Regions from separate parts of the Homo sapiens genome. Here region 1 is linked to region 2. A link is a loop called in an ENCODE intact Hi-C map of the cell type or tissue named here. Cell type or tissue: B cell. All regions are shown on one strand. Links, peaks and the distances in the headings refer to the core of each region. The heading gives the core; the rest is flanking DNA.

Region 1 (12,693 bases), core at 2,502-10,501, 310 kb after region 2:
CATGATGCACCGCAGTTATTTTATATTTGGTACTTGCATCCCTGTTTAGAAACAACTTACAGAAATAATTCTTGCCCTTAAAGGGAAATATTTATGGACATCCATCTAGGTCCCTTTTTCTCTCAAGCTAAATGTAATGTCAGCAAAGCCACATTCTTATTCCCAGGGTTTGGGCATTGTAGGGAGCAGAGTCCCTAAGCAATGCCTGTGTTTCTAGTTCATTGACATCCCTGAACGCCTTCTCTATGGTAGCTTTAGGGCTGTATATCAGAAACATCCACAACACTTAAATGCAAATCTGAAACTGAATAGAGATCTTTGTCATAAATATGCCAAAATTTTAATATTGTAAGTATATAAAGAGTCTTAAAGATCAATAAGAAAAATATCAGACCCTAATAGTAAAATGGGAAAAGAATATCAACTGACATTTCTAGAAGTACAAAGTCCAGGCAAGTATGAAAAAGGTCCATCCTTCCCAGCAAAAGAAAGGCAAAATAAAATGGCAGATTCTTTTTTCAACCTGTCCAAATTAGCAAAGATGTAGTAGTGTTGATAAGGATGAACTGAGATAGAGACATTTTCATTTACCAGCATTGGGAGTGTAAGTTGGTAACACCTGCTAGAAAGCAATTTAGTAATGAATATGAAGAACATTGAGTAATTTTTTTTTTTTTTGGAGATGGAGTTTCGCTTTTGTCGCCCAGGCTGGAGTGCAATGGCGCGATCTCGGCTCACTGCAACCTCCGCCTCCTGGGTTCAAGTGATTCTCCTGCCTCAGCCTCCTGAATAGCTGAGATTACAGGCACCCACCACCACACCTGGCTAATTTTTGTATTTTTAGTAGAGACAGGGTTTTACCATGTCAGTCAGGCTGGTCTTGAACTCCTGACCTCAGGTGATCCACCCACCTCGGCCTCCCAAAGTGCTTGGATTACAGGCATGAGCCACCGTGCCCGGCCGAGTAATGTTTTAAACAAAACAATTTTTGAACAAAGCTAATTACTCTTGACTAAGAATCTACCACAAGGAAATAGATATACACAAAAATTTGTGTGTGCCCCACTCAGATCATGCCAGACGTAAGGCCTAGCTTAAATGTCCAATGTGCAGGATATCAAATTTATATTTTAATATGGAAAATGCAGTGTATCATTTCATTAAAGGGAAAAAGGCAGGAGACTGTATATGCAAATATAAGTCTAGATATTTTCCAAAAATTACCACCTAAAAAAAGATTCATCTTATATTAAAGTCCTTCACACAGTCTCTTGTATGATGGGGTAGTTTCTCAACAGCAAAGTACTGATTGAGGAGAACACAATAGCTGAAATGATCTCAGACAGTGCTGGTATTGGGTGCTTATAGAGGTCACCTGATGAAAAAGGCAAAGAAATTGAATGTAGATTAAATATTCCTGGGATATGATGTCATAATTTCATGTCAGCTATTTTCAAGCCTTCTAAAGATCACTTGAAAAAACAAATCAGTAGGTGAATACACTTCGGCAAAAAAAAAGGGTTTTTTGTTTTTAAAGAAAGATAAGCCATAAAAAAGCAACAGATCTACAGTAAACTTGTGATTAGTATGCAAATGAAAGATCAGTCATTGACGTCATGACAGGTTGCCCCTTTTCGTTTTTGTCTACCCATTCATTTCAGATTTAGGTATCTTTTCATTCCAACAGAGTCCATTTCTATTTATGGGTCTCCTCAATACCTTTGATATTTTATTAGCTAGTTTTTATTACCATTACATAATGCAAAGCATATACTTTTTAAGGTTTGCCTTTGAAAATTAGAAAAAGAGAGCATATTTAAGAACATAAAAGTACAATTTTATTGATGTAATATATAGCATTTACTTTTACTGATAAAATGTTTTGAGTGTTCAGGTTGTTTGTTTTAATGAATGAATATAATTGAATTTTAGAACTGAAAAGGACCTAATCTCATCCTTTTATATATGGAATCAAGTTGACAACCAGTCACTGAGTTAGGCCTAGAACACCAATCTGTTTACTCTTTAGTTGAATATATTTTCATGATAGCATATGTGTCAGTAGCTTAGCTTTTATATTGAATTTATTTTTCCATAAGTGTTGAAAAGCCATAATGAAAGTAACTATTCCCCCTATTGTTTGTGGTAAAAATCCCCATGTAAATGAATAATCTTTGCAGTAACAATTTATGAAACCTAATTTTTAATTTATTCATATTAATTTTAGACTATACATTAGTCACATTTTTTATCTATGAAAAAACTAAGTCCTACAATTTCTCTTTTGGTTTTAGTTAACAAAGACAATGCTTTATTTCTAATTGTTGCATTTCAAAAATGTTTTGGTCTTTTTAAGGCTGGCTTGAGTCTTCGTAAAGTAAACAGACATGTAGATTTTCCACTTATGCTCGATTTAGCACCATTCTGCTCTGCTACTTGTAAGGTACAGTATATTAAGATATTTAATTGATTTATAAATTAATATGCTTGAAAGTATCCTATATATTATTAGACAATGCTTTTTCTAAAAAAATAACTTCTCTTCTGAAAGGGAATTTTAATAGCCAGTGATTAAGTCAGTAATATGTGGAACACTTAATACATTGAATATGATTTTTGTCCTTTGGGAGACAAAGGAAAATTGAAAAGGTAAGGCATGAGGCATGATGGTTATGAAGGTCTAAGCTGTTTGTAAGTGCTACTGGAAGCTGATGGTTGCTGAGAGAAGGAGGTTTTGTGTCCTCGATTGTTCCTTGTGAACTGTTTAATCAGTAGTAGTTTTACCATTTGCGGAGTTCTGTATCTTTTGCAAATCAGTGTAGAAGTGAATTGTCTTTCGTGCCACTTCATGTGTACTACTGAGAGTGGTGTACTTGTCAGCGGAGTGTGATACTTCAAAACTGCTGCTACTTTAATAATTAGGTACAGAAAGCAGACTGGCTTATCATTGCTTATTTTACATGTAAGAATTGTGTAGATGAAGTAGATGACTTGGTCTTCCTTGAAGGAAGCAGTTATGGGGTAACATACTGTCCTGTTCATGATTACTGGCTAGAAGTCTAGATTTTGTAGTATGTAATAGAATGCTTATTGAACTTAATACTTTCAGCACATTGATAATCAAAACAAAATCATCTTAAATGCAATTTTTGGTTGAATTACAGTGTATCTGCTGTGGAATACCAGCACTATCTGTCAATTGTTAATACTCAGTATTCCTAGAATTTAATAATGTGGTAAATAATAATGAAATTTAACAATCTTTGTGTTAAACTTATGAAAACATATTTTTAAAAAGTACCTATTACGGAGAATTTCCAATAAACACAAAAGCAAATAGAACAGTACCATGAACTTCCAGCACCCAGCCCTAAAACCTTACATCCATGGCCAGTCCTGCCCTATCCACACACTAATTCACTTTCTTCTCCTTTATTATTTTGAAGCAAACATCAGGAATCATTTCACCCATAATATTTCACTATGTATCTCTAACAGATAAGAATTGCTCCCTCTACACTTTTTAACATAACCACAATATCATTTAATAATTCTGTCATATCACCTAGTGTTCATATTTTCAATTGTCTCATAAATGTGATTTTTAAAATCAATTATTATCCAGATAAGGACTGGATCTATTGTTCATTTGTGCAATTTTTAATTTTCACTTTTTGGAATTTCTTTTAAAATTTAATTTTGTTTAATAATTACATAACATATTTATATAGGTCCAAAGTCAAATGTACCTAAATAAGGTAAATTGAAAGATATCTGGCTTTTCTCCATGACATTCTACCTGTTTGCTCCTTCCCCTTATAGGTAACCATTTTAAAAATTATGGCTTATTCTTTTATAATTTTTTTTAAATATAAGCAGACAGGCATGTATATTTTCATCTCCCCTCTTAAATAATGGTAGCTGACACTGTGTATCCTTTTTTCTGCCTTACTCTTAACATTATATCCTACAGCTTATTCCATAGCACCATTTAGAGATAGTCTACACTCCATTTTTCAAGCAGCATAATACTCTATTGTGTGGATGCATCATAGTTTATTCAACCAGTCCCCAATTTATAGACATTTTAATTCGTGTTTTGATATTACAGATAATCCTGCAATTAATAGTGTGGTACATGTCTTTTGACATTTTGCTCATGTATTTGTGGGATCAAATCCTAGAAAAAGGATTAATGAATCCAAGAGTAATACATACAGAACTTAGCCTGATAACATGAAATATCCCTGCATAGGCCAGGCTCAGTGGCTTACGCCTGTAATCCCAGCGCTTTGGGAGGCCAAGGCAGGTGGATCACCTGAGGTCAAGAGTTTGAGACCAGCCTGTCCAACAAGGTAAAACCCTGTTTCTACTAAAAATACAAAAATTAGCTGGGCGTGGTGACAGACCCCTGTAATCCCAGCTACTTGGGAACGTGAGGCAGGAGAATTTCTTGAACCTGGGTGGCGGAGGTTGCAGTGAGCCGAGATCACACCATTGCACTCCAGCCTGGGTAACAGAGCGAGACTCCATCTCAAGAAAAAGAGAGAGAGAAAAAAAGAAACATCCCTGCATAGGGATTGTACCCTTTGCATTCCCATGTGCAATATGTGTGAGTGCTCTTTTCCCCACAAATCAGCCAACAGAGAACCTTGTTAAGGTTTTTCCATTTTGCCAGCCTAGTAAGTATGGAAAGTATCTCAGTTTTACTATGCATTTTTCTTATGTTAAGCAGATATACATTTACTTACTTTTCCTTAAAACAGTATTTAACAAATATTACTAATTTGGGTTTTTTTCTTTGTTTAAAAGAATGCAAGTGTGGGAGATAAAGTTCTCTACGGTCTCTATGGCATAGTGGAACATAGTGGCTCGATGAGAGAAGGCCACTACACTGCTTATGTGAAAGTGAGAACACCCTCCAGGAAATTATCGGAACATAACACTAAAAAGAAAAATGTGCCTGGTATGCCATCCTAAGTTTATTTTATTCTTAAAAACAAACGAATATGTGCTTCCTTTTCTGGGAGAGCTAAGTTATTATTTCATAGATGCCTCTAGTGGATTTGCTTGCTTGCTTTATTTTAACTTAATTGATTGATTGATTGATTGATTGAGACAGAGTCTCAGTCATCCAAGCTGGAGTGCAGTGGCACGATCTTGGCTCACTGCAACCTCTGTCTCCTGGGTTCAAGTGATTCTTATGCCTCAGCCTCCTGAATAGCTGAGATTACAGGCACGTGCTACCACACGTGACTAATTTTTTATATTTTTAGTAGAGACGGGGTTTCGCCGTGTTGGCCAGGCTGGCCTCAAACTCCTGACCTCAAGTGATTTGCCCGCCTCGGCCTCCCAAAGTGCTGGGATTACAGGTGTGAGCCACCATGCCCAGCCTCAACTGGATTCACCTTAAGAATTCCCTCTAGGAGTGCCTAGAAAATCTCAAATATTATGAAGACTGTACCCTTCTAGGTCATATGAGATGACATGGTATTTTAAGGTACTGAGTCATTGTGTATTATAGTGGAGTAGCATTTTATTTAACAATACCAAAAGTTTTTGAAGCCATATCAGATTGTCAGAAGAGTTGGAGTTGAAAATTTGCTGGCTTTGTTTATGGGTCATCCAACTAACTTTGCTTTTTTTGTTTGTTTTTGAAATGAGGTCTCACTTTGTCACCCAGGCTGGATTGCAGTGGCAGGATCTCGGCTCACTGCAACCTCTGCCTTCCGGGTTCAAGCGATTCTCCTGCCTCAGCCTCCCAAGTACCTGGGACTCCAGGCGCCTGCCACCACACCCGGCTAATGTCTGTTGTTTTTTAAATTAGAGACGGGGTTTCACCATGTTGGCTGGGTTGGTCTCAAACTCCTGACCTCAAGTGATCCACCCACCTCAGCCTCCCCAAGTGCTGAGATTACAGGCATGAGCCACTGCGCTGGGCCAGACAGCATTATTAATTATACCTATAATATTAATGCTTTGAAAGAATTTGTTCTAATGAGTACACATGGACACAGGGAGGGGAACATCACACACTGGGCCTGTCGGGGGAGGGGGGCTAGGGGAGGGATAGCATTAGGAGAAATACGTAATGTAGATGACAGGTTGATGGGTGCAGCAAACCACCATGGCACATGTATACCTATGTAACAAACCACATTCTACACAGATATTCCAGAACTTAAAAATATAATTTAAAAAAAAAAAAGTTCTTTTTGGAAAATGCTTAACCCAAGAAAAAACAGGCTTCTCAGGTAAAATTTGGCATTAGATAGAGTTTGTAATGAATATGTTATTGTTTGTAATTTAGAGTAAGAACCTAAAGCATACTTACTTTAAAATTGTACTTCTTTTTGTTTTGCTAGGTTTGAAAGCGGCTGATAATGAATCAGCAGGCCAGTGGGTCCATGTTAGTGACACTTACTTACAGGTGGTTCCAGAATCAAGAGCACTTAGTGCACAAGCCTACCTTCTTTTCTATGAAAGAGTATTATAACTATTAATGGTAATGATTATTTAGGTCATTTGTTTTTGAATGCCACAGTGATAACTATAATATATAATGTGCCTTTCTAGTCTTCCCTCTTCTGTAGGAATAGCATGTTCCTCAAATGGTCCTGAACTTTTTCACCATTTTGGTGAACCCTTTTAAAGTAAATTTACTCAATGCTTTAAAATTCATAGTCTTAAAATAAATGTGAATTTTGTTTCCAGGTATTTATTCTGGGGTACAAAAACTTCCCAGAATTTACAGTAGGAAAGGAAACCCCTTTATGATGTGGCTTATTATTACAAGCATTCAGAAATGATGCTGGCTAAGTCAAATCATTCCTTGAGACAGTGATTCCTAAATGTAATGCCACCTTCCTGAACTCTCACATATTCTATATCATGGTTATTTTAAAAAATATATTTTTAGCCTTTTGTAACCTTAGTCTTGTTTTGAGCAATCATATTCCGTGTTTTATGTGCTTTTATATTTTTATAATAAATATTAAAGTAAAACTATTAAAAATTGTTTATCCACGTACCACTTAACTTAAAATCATCTCAGGGCCATCTAGTGGTATATATGTGTACTACCATTTAGGAAACTGCTATAACACATAATTTCATGAAGTAACACCTAATACGGTGTAGTTCCCTGGTCATATTTTATACAATTCAACCATATAAAAGGGTGTCACTGTAATTTCAGTAGTGTGGGTTTACAAATAATCTGCTGGTTAGCTTATTACCTTGAGGTTTTGAAAAACTAGAATTATATTGAGGCATTTCATAAACATATCTCTTGCACCCTCTTCATGGTGGAGTTAAGGATAACTTGCAGGTGGTTGGCCAAGGCCCAATATAGATGATTATAACATTTAGAATTGGCAATTAGAAGTTGATAATCCATATAGGACCATAGGATAGCTTTGAAATATAAATTACCAAATTATATTTGTAAATGATAGAGAATTATATTCTTAACAGAAAAATATATACTTTTTCTACTTCTTGTAAATACTAAACACAGTTTTGGGGTTTTGAAATCACTTTGTCTTCAGCAAGCATCATTAATAAGTTCAGGTGAATTTAGCTTTTAATGGGGCATTAAGCTGGCATTTTTGATTTTCTTTTTAAATAATAGCAAAAATATCATTTTTCCCCTCTAGAATACAAATTATTGAGCTGTCAAAACTTGGCATGAAGAATATACTATTACTTAGGCTTAAATATCAAAAGATAATGGCTACTTCAGTGTCATATTGTTGAAATAGAAACAAAACTGCATGGTTCAAGCATCCTAATCATTAGTGCCAATGAATGATAGTGCAGGCAAGTGCCAGGTAAATGCCTAGTCCCACTTCATTCTCCTCCTGGGAAGAAAGGATAAGAATAGTGGCTGCAGATAAGGTATGGAAATATTTAATCAAGACTGTCTTAAACACATAAGCATATATAATGTTATCAAGGTTACCAGTGCTGCCTTTTGATATATGGATGAACATAACTGTAATTAAAGACGGTAATAGTATACAAAATGCAGAGCTTAAAAATGTCATTGCATAAATTCTATTTTTAAGATGTTGAAATGTTAGTAGTGTTTTTCTTGATTTTTAACAGTGAAATAATCAAGAAATATATCTTTAAGTTAATCTGCAAAGTCAGGCTGTGTTCTGTAAAAGGTATTTCACAGCATTTTCTGTTTAACTGTAATCTGTTATCATGGAGATCTCAGTACCAGAGCAGTGAATTTTTTGAAAAATATTGACTGTCTTTATTCAAGTCAGCCATCTTGGTAAGAGCAGTTTTCATCCCCCCACTGCCCAAATGTAAATATAGATCACCTAATTTTTCTTACAGAAAGATACTGTTAAGAGGCATGCACTTTTCATCGGATGGTCACTTGTTTCTTGTTTCAAAGACAAATATTTGGATAGATACCCATACTTGCTATGAGTCAGTCACAGTGCTGACACTATTTTAACATCATTTAAAATGGAAAGATCTACATAGATTTTTGACATTATTCCAGAAGTAACATGCAAGTAAGATATTTTTATTGTCATTTTCTTCATGTTAAAGGAGCTACTTATGAAACCTATTTTTTTATGGCCTAGAGTTTATGAGTGCTTTTTCCTTGTCTTCTGAAAATGGAATAAATTGGATTTTTGATACTTAAGAATTTCCTAAAGATAGCTTTTGTAACAGAGAAAGCATGTTAAATTACACATGGGTCTACCTTAAAATTTTTGTTATTATTTCCAAAGCACATTTGCAGGGATAGTAAATGTATATAGTAGCAAGTCTACTATAATAACAGTAGTTTCTGGATCACCTCAGGAAACAGTATAAATAAATAATAATGTTTACTTATCATCAACATAACTACCATAGTGTTTGAATGAATTAAAGTTTCATTAGCTTTATTTAGAAACTGGTTTACCCCAGCTTCCCGTTTTTTTCCAAATATAAAATGATAAAATATTGATTATGTGCCAATATTGTCATTTAATGTTCTTAAAACTTGTGAAGACCACCTTTTTAGGTAGCTGAGAAGAGTGATAGTTGGTATCAATTTGTTAGCCAGGCATGGTGGCTCATGCTGTTGGGAGGCTGAGTGGGGAAGATGCTTGAGCCCAGGAGGTCAAGGTGCAGTGAACCATGATCACACCACTGCATTCCTGCAGAGTGACGGAGTGAGACCCTGTCTCAAAAATAAATAAAAAGAAGACAGTTGGTATCAATTCAAAGAATAGTTGATGCCTGTTCTCTTATTTTAAATGTACCAACAGAGCTATTTTACTGTATTTAATAGTTCTTAGCTTCCATGTGTGATGATTTTAATCAGTGATTTTATGCAATAGCTGAAGAAAATTTTCTGAAGATTAAGCTGTGAAATGTATCAACCCTCATCTAATTTTTGTAGTACAAAATGACATCCTGATTCCTTTTAAAAATTCACGTTTGTAATTTATTTTTCTGCATGTATTGATCAAATAAGCCTAAACCAAATATGTGCAATAAAATTGAGCCTTTAGATAGTATCTAGTGCATTGTTAAAAAAGATTATTTCTAGATATTTATGATGTTTTTGTTTACGTAGAAATCATGAATTCAAATGTTTAAAAGATGACCATATTTTCAATTTTGAGTAATACATATTATTCCTACTGTTTTTTTTCTTTTGCCATGTTTCTAGAAAACAGCTGTGTAACTTATTGAGCGTTATTTTGGTGTTACTGTATAAAACATGCATAATAAATATTCTTATTTATCTCATGTTACAAGATTGGTCCTGGAATTTTCACAGTTTACGTTATTGACAGAATGTTTTATCAACAATGCATTTGCTTATGTCTTAGTCCACTCAGGCTGCTATAATAAAATACCATCAACTATGTGGTGTATTAACAAAAATTTATTTCTCACAGTTCTGGGAGCTGGGAACTTCAAGATCAAGGTGCCAGCAGACTTGGGGTCTGGTGAGGGCCCACTTCTGTTCATAAAGACAGTGCTTTCTTGCTGTGTCCTCACATGGGAAAAGTACAAGGCATCTCTGTGGGTCCTTTTCCATGCAGCCCATTCATGAGGGTTCCATCCTCATGACCTAATCACTTCTCAAAGGCCCTATCTCCAAATACCATCACATTTGGGATTTGTGAATGTTGTAGGGGACGTAAACCTTCAGTTCATAGCAGCTTTCTCAGCTATATTCAAAATACCCTACATATTTTAGAAATTCTCTATTTCAAAACAGTTTATGGGCCACTTTACCTCAGATTTCAGTATCTACCAAGGACGATCATCTTCCTTTCAGGGGTTTCTTAAAAGGTGTATTACTTAGACAGGATAATTATTAAGACAAGGGTAAGGTCTTGCACCAGCAATTAAGAAATACTTTGCCTACCCATTTGTGTCTAAACTTCTTCCAGATCATGAAGCTCTTTGAGATTATGATGAAAGTTAGAGACTATCTTTTATTTGTTTAGTCATTTAGTAAGTATTTTTTAGGCCAGGCACAGTGGCTCATGCCTGTAATCCCAGCACTTTGGGTGGCCAAAGTGGGCAAATCACCTGAGACCAGGAGTTCGAGACCAGCCTGGCCAACATGACAAAAACCCATCTCTACTAAAAATACAAAAATTAGCTGGGCATGGTGGCACAGGCCTGTAATCCCTGCTACTTGGGAGGCTGAGGCAGGAGAATCGCTTGAACCCGGGAGGCAGAGGTTGCACTGAGCCAAGATAGTACCACTGCACTCCAGCCTGGGTGACAGAGACTGTCTCAAAAAAAAAAAAGTATTTGTTGAATACCTGTTGTGTGGTAGGTACTAGGGATACAGCAGTCAACATAAGAGCCAGAAATCTAAAAGGTGAGGAAATACACATTCTAAGAATGTAAGGAAAATTTATGTCAATGGTAATGATATGGAGAAAAATCAAGCAATATGGACTCCCTATGAAGTCATGCAGAAATTAAGGTACAGGGGATGAAGATATCCTAGAGATAAAAGGCATGGTGATATTAGTACTGATATTCCTGAAAGAGAAAGCTGAGTGTTGTAGGAAGGATGGGGTTTTAATTCTGGGGCCCTCTCTTCTGGCAATATAGAGACGGAGAAGGGAAGTCTTAACATCTGTATGTTCCCAGAAAAATGTATCTCCCTAATTCTTGTATGTAATTTTGAAGGTTCATGGACACTTCTGAAGCCATTTCATACGTATTTTAAATTGCACCCAAGAAGAAATATCTGAGATGTTTGCATTCCCATATGTATTAGGATAGGCTGAGTTGTGCTGCAGTACAACCCCAAATCCCAACTCTTAAGGGACCGGGGCCAAAAGTCCCATCAAGGTAAAGTTTTATCCTCCAAGACCAGGCTCTCTGGAAGTGCTATATCAGATTTGGATGTTTGCTCCTACTGTTCTGGAGACCCAGGAACCAAAAGGATATCTTCTGTTTTCCACATACTTAATGTACAGTGGTGGAACTGTATCTGCAACAAACATTCTGAATGGGGAAGAAGAATGGGAGATACAGTTAGGATCCCTAAGTCTAGGTATGGGGTATATTCATGATTAGGGTTCTTTTCTATCTCCTAGGAAGAATTCCCTTGTATATTGTTCTCCGTGACTCTAGAGTCCAACCTCTGGGAAAGTTTTGTTGTTGTTTTTTTTTTTTTTTTTTAATCTTCATGGCTACATCTGAACAGCTACTGAGGGATATATATGCCAACTTTGGGAGTTGCACAGCTTTTTTGAGACCATTTCTTAGATGACTAGGGACTGTAATTTCTCTTAATTTGGAATAGCCACAAGTTGTTGTAGCCAAGGTTTGTGTGTGTTTTTAATACAATTCTTAAAATTTTAGTAGGCTTCTCATCTGTAGATAGATTTGAAGGGGTGGGTTGCCCCTCCACACCTGTGGGTGTTTCTCGTAAGGTGGGACGAGAGACTTAGGAAAGAAAAAGACACAGAGACAAAGAAATAAGGGGACCCGGGGAACCAGCATTCAGCATATGGAGGATCCCGCCAGCCTCTGAGTTCCCTTAGTATTTATTCATCATTCGTGGGTGTTTCTCCGAGAGGGGGATGTGTCAGGGTCACAAGACAATTGTGGGGAGAGGGTCAGCAGACAAACACGTGAACAAAGGTCTTTGCATCATAGACAAGGTAAAGGATTAAGTGCTGTGCTTTTAGATATGCATACACGTAAACATCTCAATGCTTTACAAAGCAGTATTGCTGCCCACATGTCCCACCTCCAGCCCTAAGGCGGTTTTTCCCTATCTCAGTAGATAGAACGTACAATCGGGTTTTATACTGAGACATTCCATTGCCCAGGGACGGGCAGGAGACAGATGCCTTCCTCTTGTCTCAACTGCAAGAGGCATGCCTTCCTCTTATACTAATCCTCCTCAGCACAGACCCTTTACGGGTGTCGGGCTGGGGGACGGTCAGGTCTTTCCCCTCCCACGAGGCCATATTTCAGACTATCACATGGGGAGAAACCTTGGACAATACCTGGCTTTCCTAGGCAGAGGTCCCTGCGGCCTTCCGCAGTTTTTGTGTCCCTGGGTACTTGAGATTAGGGAGTGGTGATGACTCTTAAGGAGCGTGCTGCCTTCAAGCATCTGTTTAACAAAGCACATCTTGCACCGCCCTTAATCCATTTAACTCTGAGTTGACACAGCACATGTTTCAG
Region 2 (12,693 bases), core at 2,461-10,460:
TTCATCTCAGAATTAAAATTGTACAGTGGCTCTGGTATATTAAATTCCATCTCTAGGCTCTGCCAGTATTCAGTACCAGGCTATTCAAAACATTAGCTCAGTGAGAAATTGTTCTGGATAGTCACTCCCTCCTCATTGCTACCTGGGGTCCCAATTCACTGCTCCACCATGGCAGTTCTCACCAGGTATACTGATTGCCTTCTAGTCTGTCCCCTCTGTGGACTGTGTTCCCAGACAGCAAGGATTGTAGCTCATATATTGCTCTAGCCCCAGCCCCCAGCTCTTAATAAGTGTGTTTGATTAAATCAAATAAACACACAAAAAGCGTGATATTCAACCATTCTCAAATCCAGCTGTACAGTAGAATTACCTGAAGATCTTTAAAAACATTTATCCTCAGAAAACTTAAATCAGAATCTCTGGAGGTGAGAAGCTCTGGGATATGTATTGTTTAAAAATCTTCCCAGGCACCAGAAGCTGGGAAGAAGGGAATGAGGAGTGATTTTTAATGGGTATAGAGCTTCAGTTCTGCAACATGAAAAAGTCCTGGAGATCTGCTTTCCAACTATGTAAATATACTTCACGCTACTGAATAACACAGTTAAAAATACTTGAAAATACTTGAGATAATAAACTTAATGATACTTTTTTTTTTTTTTTTTAGACAGAGTCTCGCTCTGTCGCCCAGGCTGGAATGCAGTGGTGTGATCTCAGCTCACTGCAGCCTCCACCTCCTGGGTTCAAGTGATTCTCCTGCCTCAGCCTCCTGAGTAGCTGGGCTTATAGGTGCACACCACCACGCCCAGCTAGTTTTTGTATTTTTAGTAGAGATGGGGTTTCACCATGTTGGTCAAGCTGGCCTCGAACTCCTGACCCGCCCACTTCAGCCTCCCAAACTGCATACCAAAAACTACTTGTTCCTTAAAAAAGAAAAAAGAAAAAGAAAAGGAATCCAAGGCTAAATATGTTTCAGAAAATCTAAATGTCTTACCCAGAATAAAAATGCTCATTAGAAAATTTAAAACTTTAAGAAATCCCACAATTCAGAAATCTATTTAACTTATTTGTTTCCAAAACTTATTTGATTATATCATTATGAAAGAACCCTTCTCCCTCAAACTGGTTTTTATTCTTGAAAATGAATTATAGCATGGAGCAATGCCTCTCAACCTTTTGATGTCCACAGCACACTTTTGAGTACTAGAATCCCTAACAGTAGGCTTGAAAGGGAAAAATGACTCAAAGGAGCAGTAAACAAGACAGCAATGATTACAAACCATCACCAATGCAACATAACAATATTTACAATGTCTAAACATGCATGCATTCACAGTTACTGCATCGTATTATTTTATCCCCCTGAAATGCTGTTGTTTTGTGATGGAGCTACATACTTCCCTAATCTCTCTCTCCCATATGTTCTCCAGGCAGTTCTCACATTTCCTAGTGAACACTGGCACTGGTCTAACACTAAATCATGTCTCTTACCTTTACTCACATGATGTTGCATACCATGCGAGATCCTGTTTAACGTAGATATAAAAATGAAAACCTACTTTAATGCTTTATATAGACATTTTATTCCCTTTGAATACAGAAAGGATACACATTTTGCAAATTTTCATCTAATTTATTTTTCATAAATTAGATGAAAACTACAGGGCAGAATGATACTATTATAAAATCTGGGCACTGCTAAACTCTGTGGTGTATTTGAGAGGCACATAATTGGGTTCCTTTAATCCAGGCGGCAACCCATTATATTCTTTCTTTCACAGTGAATTGCATGTCAGAATAGCCACCGGGGGAAAAAAAAAAGGCATCATGATAACCCTGTTTTTCTCAAACTGTTATTTTGAAACCTGCTTGATAGTGCAGTCAACTCTGCAGTGTGGTTATTTAGTAAAGGTGAAATTATAACACTACAACATTAAAGATTCCTGACTTGCACTTTCATTGACTAGTATCAGGAAAATCAATCTAAAAACATTTAAATCACTTGAAATGTGTAACTGCCCACCCCAACTCCATCATAAGGAATGATGATATTCATAACATAATATTAAATATAGAACATTTATATTAGGTAATTTTAATTATAAATGATGTTATGAAGCCTGATTGAGAATAAAATTTGGCTACAGTTCTCCTTTTTGTTCCACAACTAGATTAATAAATGGGTTTTAGTATTTTTACTGGGTTAAAGAGTCAAGCTAGAAAAAAGAAAGAGAGAAAAGAAGAGTTTGTATAACCACATGCACAAAAAGAAATCTTGGAATAATTATTTTAACTAATGTGACTATTAAATGGAATTTTGTTTTACTTATTTGAAACACATCAACTGAGGTTGATATATTTTGGTCTTAGTGCTGTTTATGGTTATAATGTTGACATCTTCCTCTTAAAATGTTAGGCAAATCATAGGTAATCAATTAAAATACAATTTATACAACTGATGGGTTGAAAAAAGATAGACAATGTCAGAAAACAAAATCATAGTTCATTTCATTGCTATGAGAAAACTAAAAACTCAGTTGCTTTATAAAATGAGCTTGAGCCTAGTTGTAAATTTTGTAAGCCTTTTCTCATTAAAAAATATATATATATAGTATTAAAAGTTCCACTTACTGAAGGCTCTCGGGCCTTCCGATCTTAACATGTACGAGATGCCTACTGAGGAGTTTGGTTGCATAGGAATCTTGACTACAGAGACCTTGCAGAATCTGGCGCTTTTATTTTCACCTGTTAAAAAAATATGAAAGTCAAGCTGTTCTCTTAAGCAATGGGTTTGATCTTCTTAAGCTGTATTGCTATATAAAACAATATTAAACTGTATTGTCTCTTTGCATGTGAGTCCAAAAGGAAGAACAATGATAATTTTCCTCAGAAGACTTTTATCTCCTCCCCCAACACACATACACACAAACAGATAAGTAGAAATTTTAAAAGGAAAAGAATAGTAGTGAATTTGTAAACTATTTCTTAAACACACTCATTCACTTGCATTGTAGACGTTACTCTAGTGAAATAGATCTAACTGACTGAGATAAATGTAAAGAGATGTATCTTCATCATTATCTTATTCAAGGGCATTTTTCTTACAGCATAGCACAAATTAAAGCTTCTATACAATAGCCGTAACTAATTTCATATACCTAATTCCAAAGTTCATCATCCAATAAGAGAAAAAATATTTTTCTGTTTTAAGGTAGCACACATTTCTCTCTCAAAAGGGTCAACAATTTCTGGCTCCAGATACTAAGACATCCTCTGGCTTGCTCCCCAAAAGGCCATGTCATTCTTATACAACTTAATCAGTGGCTACACAGAGGAGAGCAACACTGCAATCTTTCTGATCATTTTAATGAGGACCCCTGGCTATTCAGTCATTGAAATATAATTGACTTGCTCTCCTCTTATTTTCATAATAGACACTCCAACCTAGACCACGTTTATTTGGCTATAAGAAATGTCAGGAAGAATTGGAACTTTTCTGAGTGTCCCCATTAAAACTGAAAACATGCCACCCTGTCTTTTACATGAGCTGCAATCATTTTGTGTTGGTCTCATTATGCAATACAACATGCAAATATTCCAGTCGCCTTCTCACCAAACTGCAAGGCCAAGAAAATAAGCACACCAAAAAAGTCTTACTTTATCTGTCCTTTTTTCTTACAATTTAATATATTTGTCCAATGTTTAGAAAAATTAGCAGCAGAAATAAGTATAAGTGTTCCTGTCGTAACTGATATTTAATAAGGTTGCAAAGTGAGACTGATGCCTTTCTACTTAATGATTACTCTATTTTCATAAAATGCAAAACTTTTCTCCATGAAATTACATAGTCTACTTAAGGATCAACTAAACATTATTTACAAAGTTATTATGTTTATACTGAGAGGTTTAGGTTTTCAAAAGTGATGTGCAAAATAAATTACTGTAATCTTTGAAACAACGTGAGCCCCACAAATTATTTTATAATTTGGAGTTTTCAAACTTACATTAGTTTAAACTTGAACAACCAAAAACTTTGATAATAAGGAACTTTAATCACAGTATAAATTTAAAAGCTAGTCCACCATGGAAAAATTATTTTCATAAATCCCTATAAAGTAGGCTAAGCACCTTCTCATCAGATATTTTTTTCTTAACACAGAATATTCAGATTAGAAATGTCATTCATCATAATCATAATCATAATCATTCCATTCATTTCTATGTCAATTAAGATAAATTTATATTTGCTTTTGACAAAAGTGTTGGAGGAAAGGGATTCCTGTACTGTTAACATACTTTCGGAGGGAAGTTTAGCAATATTTAGCAATTTTAATGGACATTCCCTTTGACTCAGCAATTCCACTTTCATGAATATGTCCTCTAGTTGAACAATAGCATATATATTCATATATCTATACACACACACACACACAAACACACATATACACGGTTGACCCTTGAACAACTCAGGTTTGAACTGCACAAGTCAACCTATACTGGAATTTTCTTCTACCTCTGCCACCACAAGACAGCAAGACCAACAGTTCTTTCTCCTCCTTCTCTTCCTCCTCAGCCTACTCAACATGAAGAAAATAAGGATGAAGACCTTTATGCTGATCCACTTCCACTTAATGAATAGTAAACATATTTTCTCATCTCTATGATTTTCTTAATATTTTCTTTTCACTAGTTTATTGTGAGAGTACAGTAGATGATACCTACAACATGCAAAATATGTGTTAATGACAGTTTCTGTTATCAGCAAAGCTTCCAGTCAACAGTAGGCCATTAGTTAAGTTTTTGGGAAGTCAAAAGGTATACATGAATTTTCTACTGCATAGGGACCCGGGGTTGGGGACGATGATCAGCATTCCTAACTCCCACATTGTTCAAGGGTCAACTGTACACACAGATTTTTGTACATGGAAATACATTTACTCAGATGTTTGTTACACCATAGCTTATATTTGGAGATAAAAAACACCAGAAGTAAACCAAATATCCCAGAGGAAGGCTGACTAGATATGTGATGACTTATTCATCTTCATATAATTAAATACTATATGTCCAATAAGTGAGGTAAATATAGATATTACTACTGGCATAGATATTGCTAAGCGAAAGACAATGTTGCAAAAGTATATAGAATGTAGTCTTTTTTTCTAAGATAATATACAGGTTAACGTATGCATTTAAAAATTTAGAGAAATATACAGCAAATTGTTAACAGTGATTATCTCTACAGTATTAAAGTAGGGAGTCACTCTATATTGAACATTTATGATTCGTTTATGCATTCAGCTAAATATTTTTACTATTTATCCATTTATTTATTTATTTATTTTTGAGATGGAGTCTCACTCTGTCGCCCTGGCTGGAGTGCAGTGGCGCGATCTCAGCTCACTGCAACCTCCGCCTCCCGGGTTCATCAGCTAATATTTATTTAGCACATACAATGTGCCAAGTGATCTTCAAGGTGTCAGGAAACCTAGGGAGCAAAACAAAGTCATCAGTGTGTGATCCTTTTAAAATCAGAAAAAACAATACAATTCCTGGGATTTCAGCTATTTTAAGGAAATAAAGAAGTGAGAACCATTCATCCCATTACCCCTGTTAAGACTCTTTACCCCTTTTTTCTTGTCCAGAACTTTTTTGATGTTAACCTAATCACAGCCAGATTTTTTTTTTCTGAGACAAAGTCTCATTCTGTCGCCCAAGGTTGAATGGAGTGCAATGGTACCATCACCACTCCCTGCAACCTTGGCCTCCCAGGCTCAAGCGATCCTCCCACCTCAGCCTCCTTAGTAGCTGGAACTAAAGGCATGCACCACCACACCCGGCTAATTTCTGTATCTTTTGTAGAGATGAGGTTTCACTATTTTTCCCAGGCTGGTCTTGGCTCAAGTGATCCCCTGGCCTCGGCCTCCCAAAGTTTTGGGACTACAGGTTTGAGCCACCACACCTGAAGATCTTAATATAAGCTATCATTAAAGCAATCTCTATTAGGTCTAAATGTCTTATGAAAAAGATTGTATTATACTTTATTATCTATAAAACTTAAATACTTTTGTTACTATATATCTGAACCTGCAATTATGTAAGAGTAATGAAGTACATTTGTGATTTCATTACATATACTTTGACAGTAATAAGATAATTATGTATACGTAAATATGACTATGTAACCATACACATGAATATTTTCACAAAGCTTAAATAATAACTATAATTGTTTTTACTCATGAACCACAAGATAATATTAAGCTTATGGATCTGTAATATTTCAATATCTTATTCAACTTACTACTAACATATATTAGAAGATTTTCAGATTGATACTAATATTGTAAGAGTATAGTAAATTTTATTAAAACGTATATGTTTCTTATACAATATGTAAATGCTAATATTAATTCATATGCTTCAATTTTTTTAAAATCTAGTATGTATTCTCTCAAAAATGTCCTAATATGAGGGTTTTTTTTCCTTTTTTCCCTTTAAATTAACAAAAAGTATTTAAAGAATTATTCACAAAATGTCTTTGACTTCAATGAAAACTCATACTTATTAAAGGTAAAATTTTTAGAAAGTACTTAGGGTTCTTATTCATAATGTTCTGAACAAATTATAACTAACTCCACTAGGATGGACAAACAGACAGATACAAAATATGTAAGGGGGAAAAAAGCCAACAAATAAATTCTAAATACTTACAAAGCAACGTTGTAATGTAATAGCCGTGGTCCCCTGACAGTGAGACTAATCACTGTGAAAGGACATCTATTCAGAAAGTGTATTCATTTGCATCATACATGAATTGCCTAGCCCTAAACTCCCCAACGCTAAAGTACTTGTGCTACAGCTGGCTGTAATTTACACAAATTTCACTAGATGGCAGTGTGGGTCGAGTAGCCAAATGTTTACAAGTCATGTCTTCAAATTTGATACCAGACTAAGAACATTACACAACTGGACTCCTTGTTATCATCAAAAATAGATTGTGGCTGGGCACGGTGGCTCACGCCTATAATTCTAGCACCTTGGGAGGCTGAGCTTGAGCTCAGGAGCCAGATACCAGCCTGGGCAACATGGTGACACTCTGTATTAAAAAATAATAATAAAATAAAAAGTGTTTTATGAATAAAAGACACATCACATAAAAGCATAATAAAAAGACAATGTGAAGGAGCAAGATTTTAAACAAAAAACACTCTGAGCACATTTGCTCTGCTGTTTATCTCTCCTAGTATCTCAAGCTTGAGGGTGCTTAGGACACACACCTGAGAAACTTGTTTAGAATTCACATTTCCAGTCCCTGCTCCCACCCTTGAGATTCTTAATGAGAATGTCTGCAACAGAACAGAGCTCAATTTTCAAGAAATATCTAAGGTTGTTCTAATACAGCAGGATCATGAGAAACACTGCTCTAAAGCATGAATCCCCAAAGAAGTGGCACATTTGTATCATCAGCTCCAATCCAGTCACTCCTGTGACCACAATACCCAGCCCATCCCTTCCTGCATTCTCCACATATCTGAAATATTGTATTCGAATGTCAGCACATTAAAGATATCAAAGCAAGAGTGGAAACTGTTTCTAGCCTTGGCAACAGCTCAAAGACTCATCCCTTCAAAAATAACTTTAGAGGAATTTATTGCCAAGCAGAAGCCCCTGGACTGCAATGAATTTACTATTTGCATCGACTATGATAAACTTAACGATTTTTAAAGAAGTTTGTCAAACCATTCACTCCTGAAGCAAAAAGAGCTGTACCAACCACCTTTTGTCATCTATCCACCATTCTGACTCTTGAATTGGACTTCTAAAAATTGTCCTATGTATTTCTTGCATTTCTCTACTTTTTGTCCACACAAAGCCATCCCTTCCCACTTGCCTCCTGGACCATAATTCTCCTGCACCCTACGCAGCATCCACCTGCTCTGTCTTTGTTCATGACCTATCGAATCTCGCCTCCATCTTGGCTTCTCCCATAAAGACCTAACATCTCAGGCCAGGCACAGTGGCTCATGCCTGTAATCTCAGCACTTTGGGAGGCCAAGACAGAAGGATCGCTTGAGCCCAGGAGCTCGAGACCAGCCTGGGCAATATAGGAAGATCCTATCTCTTCAAAAAATAAAATTAGCTGGGCATGGTGGCATGTGCTACTCAGGAGGCTGAGGTGGGAGGATTTGTTTCAACCTGGGAGGTCGAGGCTGCAGTGAACCCTGTGATCACGCCACGGCATGCCAGCCTGGATGACAAAGCAAGACCTGCCTCAAAAAAAAAAAAAAAAAGAGAGAGAGAGAGACCTAACATCTCACATTTTCCCACTTAAGAATCTGGCATTAGTGGCTGTCATCTGTAATAATTACCAATTCGTGTCTAATCTTGAAAGAATACTGTGAGTGGCAGATTTAAAGAATAAAGAATCTTTAAGTCAATGCTATGTAATAGTGTTACTTGAAAACTGAGCTCTGTTCTGTTGGAGACCTTCTGATTAAGAACCTCAAGGGTGGGACCAGGGACCAGAAATGTGAATTCTAAACAAGCACTAATTACTAAGTAATTTAGTGTTTAATTACTAATAGAAGTGCCCACAAGTATTTCACCAATTAATGTAGTTTTTATTGACTGTGGGTAATTCATCTCTACTGTGTTTCAGTTATTTTCATCCACTCCTAGAGTTTTTATAAGGAGTAACTACTAAATTTTATCATATTTGAAGTAACTTGAAATAATTAGATGGTTTCTCTCCTTTAATTCATTAGTATGGATATTTCTATTGCTAGATTTCTAATCTTGAACCATTCTTTGATTCCTGAAATAAACTCTATGAAGTGATTTTTCTTTTACTATCCTGCTGGATTAGGTTGGTAGTAACCTTTTCTTCAATGACTTTGCATTTATGTAATTTTTGTCATCTTATAATTCTAGATTAGTTTCATCTAGGAGTTAACTGATCTTTACAAGTTGGCTAGTCCTTAGTAGTAAAACTATCTGGGCTTGGTGCCTTTGTAATGATAGATCTTTACTTTTCTGATCTCTTCTACAGTGATTGGTCCATCATGATTTTATATTTTGTGGGGAATCAATACTAGTGTTTTCCTAGGAAATAATTCATTTTCTCTAGTTTTTCAAAATCATTGTCTTAGGGTCATATATAATGTTTCCTTGTAAATCTATCTTTCCAATTGTGGTTGTATCTATAATTTTTGATGTTTGTCTACAGAGAGTTTTCAAGCTCCAGGACACTCTCTTCCCCTTCCAGTCTACTTTTGGGTAAGCTGATAAACTCCCTCTTTTGGTACTGGTGGGATGTTCAAACAACGCAAGCCCCAACCCACATGTGGGAACCTTCACCTCAGCCCTAACCTTTAACCACAATAAACCACAAACCAGTCTCCTTTCCCTGCACTCTCAAGCCATTTTTGGACCTGCCTAAGAGCCTGCCCTAATCTTCCAAAAAGCTTCATTATATGAGCAATAAATCTTTACGTGCTCTCTTGATGCATGTGTGATGTCATCATTCTTGACATCCAAAGAGGCAGAGGGAAGGCAGGTGTCCATCCCACCTCTGGAGGGTAACATTAATTGGTGCTGTGAGCAGTGTGTCTGAGTAATGACCACTACCATAAGGGTGTCTTTCTTCTCTTGCTTTAGCTTGCTAACTGGCTGTGCTGCTTCATCTTGCATTTGCTGAGTCCTACAGAGTCTGTTCTAGATTCAACCAATCTAAGTCAGAAATTTCTATAATTGGCATTTGGGGACAGAGCATGGGACTAGGGCCCTCATTAGAGTGGCCCTGGGTCATACGTCTTGGCTTCACTTATATGTACATCTCAGTTTAAATACTCTGACTTGATTCCAGCATAAGCCATGACTGACATTAGACTCTGGAAAACAACTATTACCCTATGACCTTTGGTTGTGTGTCTCAACCCACTGTTGTCTCCTACTCTATAGAGGCTTCCAGGAAAAGACCAATTACCTGTGCAATATATGGGTCCACTGCATCTTCACTGTGTGGAGAAAGAGCAGTCATCATGAGGCATGCTGAGGTCACACTTTCAAAAATGGCTGGCTCACCAGGACCCTACAAAATGTCTTTATGCTACTACTGCCTATGCCTTTATTGTTAAAATGATCCTGATCCTCATGGTTACAGGAAAATCACCCGTGGTACCCATGGCACAGTCATAGAGTTCATTCAAACCCAACTTAATCCAGGGGCCTTAATCCAAAAATGCAACCACATCCATGGGCAGCCCCTAATCCTGAGAAAACTAATTTGATACTCTGAAAGAAGAAACTTATACAGTAAATATAAGCAGGGAGAGGGGATCCACCTCTCCCACCAAAATATATCCAGTAATAAAAGAGAGAGAGAGAGAGAAAGGGACGGAGGGAGACACAAGTGGGAGAAACAAAAACCTGAAACAAAGGTCCACAATTAGAACCACTACAATTAATTTGGTCCCAATTGGGAATACAAAATGTATTAAAAGAATTTATACAACAAGAAAATAAAAGGAGACTGACTGGCTTTTGCGCCTCATAATATAGGTTCTGAATTAACTTTAATATCTGCTGAGATGCACCAAGTGGCAAAACTTCATGGTCTTAATCAACACTGGAGCTCAAATTACAGTTTTACCTGGGGATCCCATGAATTTAAACAAGATTATCTTCTATAATCTTAGGGGAGTCACTGAACATAAACTAGAAGACAAACAGGTATGCCTCACCTTAACCTAAATTCCACATAGTCATAGCCCCCATTGCTATAAAATATCCCATGATGGGCATGGAAACTCTGACCCAATGAGTAATAAATTAAAATTTAATTAAGTCTTTTGGCACTTATGAAATGCTTGATAAAAAGGGGGCCCATGAACCTCCCCACTATCTCTGGTTAAAAGTTACTAGGGCCCAGTATAAATTAAAACAGGGCCTTCAAAGATTGAAACCCATTATTCAAGACCTATTTAGAGAAGATGTGACTATCCCCACTGCTTCTCCATTTCTCAATAATACAACAACCCAATTTGGCCTATTCTTACAACTGGGGAAAGAACAAAAGGCATCTCATGGTGAATTATCACAACCTTATTGCCAAGGCATCACCCATTAAGGTCTTTATACTCAATAGTGTTGGAATTACTGACACCACGCAGTAAGCAAATAGTAGATACTTCACATCCACAGATTTGGCTAATATGTTCTGCTCAGTGCCTATTTCACCAGACTCACAGCCGTGGCTTGCTTTTTCCTACCCAGGAACACAATACACCTGTTCTAGGCCATCCATGAGGTAGTGCCATGGCTCTACCATTGCACACAGTATTTGCAGGCAAGAACTCAACTGCAGCCAACTTTCTCAGTACATAGGTATGGCATGACACGGATGGCGTCCTCTACTGAAAACATTCATTGGTTACACGCATTCAGGACAAAAAATACATAGAACTTCACAAAACAGAGATGGAATATTGTCCCACACATAGTACAAGGCTGCACCATCTCAGTTAAATTCTTGAAATTATTTGGTAAGCTGAGGGCTTGGATCTGGCTCTGACATCACGTGCCAGGCTCTTCCTTTGAGGGGATGCTCTTCCCACCCTTCCCGGGCTCTAATTCCCATGCCAGGCTGCCCCTGCCCCACACCTATAATGCCTTCCTTGCTGTGCTCCACATAAAAGGTTTAGTACTGAATTTTTCATAAAAAGAAAGAAGAAGTAGAGGAAAAGCTATGTGTTAACTTTCAAATGAAATAATTTTTAAGTTGTGTATAAAGAAAAAATAAGCCTTATTTCCTTAAAGTTTAATTTATTTTTCCACTTGAAATGAAAAAGAATTTTTCAATCAGATGAATGAAACTTCTTCAGTCTTTATTTTAAAAATGCAGCCAGAATTGAGTATCTTTACTCTGCTGCAGTCAGGAAAATCAGTAAATCTAAGCAGGAGATACAGAAGTATGTTATCAGAAGAAAGGGAATTTTATAGTCTTTGGGAAATAATTTAATATTTATTAGGCACTTATTTAATATTATTTAATCATTATCATTATCTTATTTTAATAAAACTTTTAATTTTAATAAAATATTTTAATAAATATTAATCATCATCATTATCATTATCTGATTCATTTTAATAAAACTGTTTCTGTCTATTATTGTGGCACACCAAAACAGCAAGATGGATCTTTACTAAATTTGGAGGGCATATTTGAGGCAAACTTACTTGAAATATAAACTCTGTGTTACACATTCAATTTCCTTCGAGAGCCCTAGATTTTTATTTGTAACAGCTAACAAAAGTATAGAGTTTCACACATCATCTGATTGGGGAATACATGTCCTGTGTATTAGGATCCTGAGGAAAGAAACAAACTGTGGCTTCAGATATTAGCCCCAAATCAAACATCACAGGTACGTTCACTCTCCATTACCAATTTGTGATCCAGCTGCTTCTTATGTGGATAACTCCTGACATCGAAACAGGCAGAATGGTTGCCTATGGATGATAATGAAGTTAAAGGAAATTTTTATTTTATTCTATGTGATTGTCTCTGTTTTCTCAATGTTATCCAATACACATGTACTGCATGAGGGGAAATATTTAATAGCAATAACAGCTACTGTCTATTTTAAACACTGTCTATTCCTACAAGTATGGCTGAAGCCACTAATATAATGT

The links. Peaks named below come from ENCODE experiments on the same cell type or tissue, not always from the same donor. Only the 100,000 strongest peaks of a DNase experiment are listed, where the experiment ranks them.
Region 1: it touches region 2 in a loop (16-fold over the local background); 5 of 110 quality-filtered maps call a loop at or near these places.

Annotation. Positions count from the first base shown.
Region 1 is chr6:99,429,519-99,442,211 of GRCh38, reverse strand. It overlaps USP45 (ubiquitin specific peptidase 45), which reads left to right. Exons shown (of 18, transcript NM_001346022.3): 16 at 2,357-2,443; 17 at 4,813-4,966; 18 at 6,366-9,887. The coding sequence ends at 6,496. PNISR-AS1 (PNISR antisense RNA 1) reads right to left here. Exons shown (of 3, transcript NR_125843.1): 3 at 10,897-11,499. Among named protein-coding and RNA genes, the nearest start is that of PNISR, 11 kb to the right of the region's middle. In B cell, for the core only: CTCF peaks have their summits at 6,866 and 7,066 (motif pointing left); a DNase peak (open chromatin) is centred at 7,091.
Region 2 is chr6:99,740,672-99,753,364 of GRCh38, reverse strand. No RefSeq gene overlaps it. Among named protein-coding and RNA genes, the nearest start is that of PRDM13, 140 kb to the right of the region's middle. In B cell, for the core only: CTCF peaks have their summits at 6,886 (motif pointing right) and 6,906 (motif pointing right); a DNase peak (open chromatin) is centred at 6,884; H3K27me3 peaks cover 225 bases.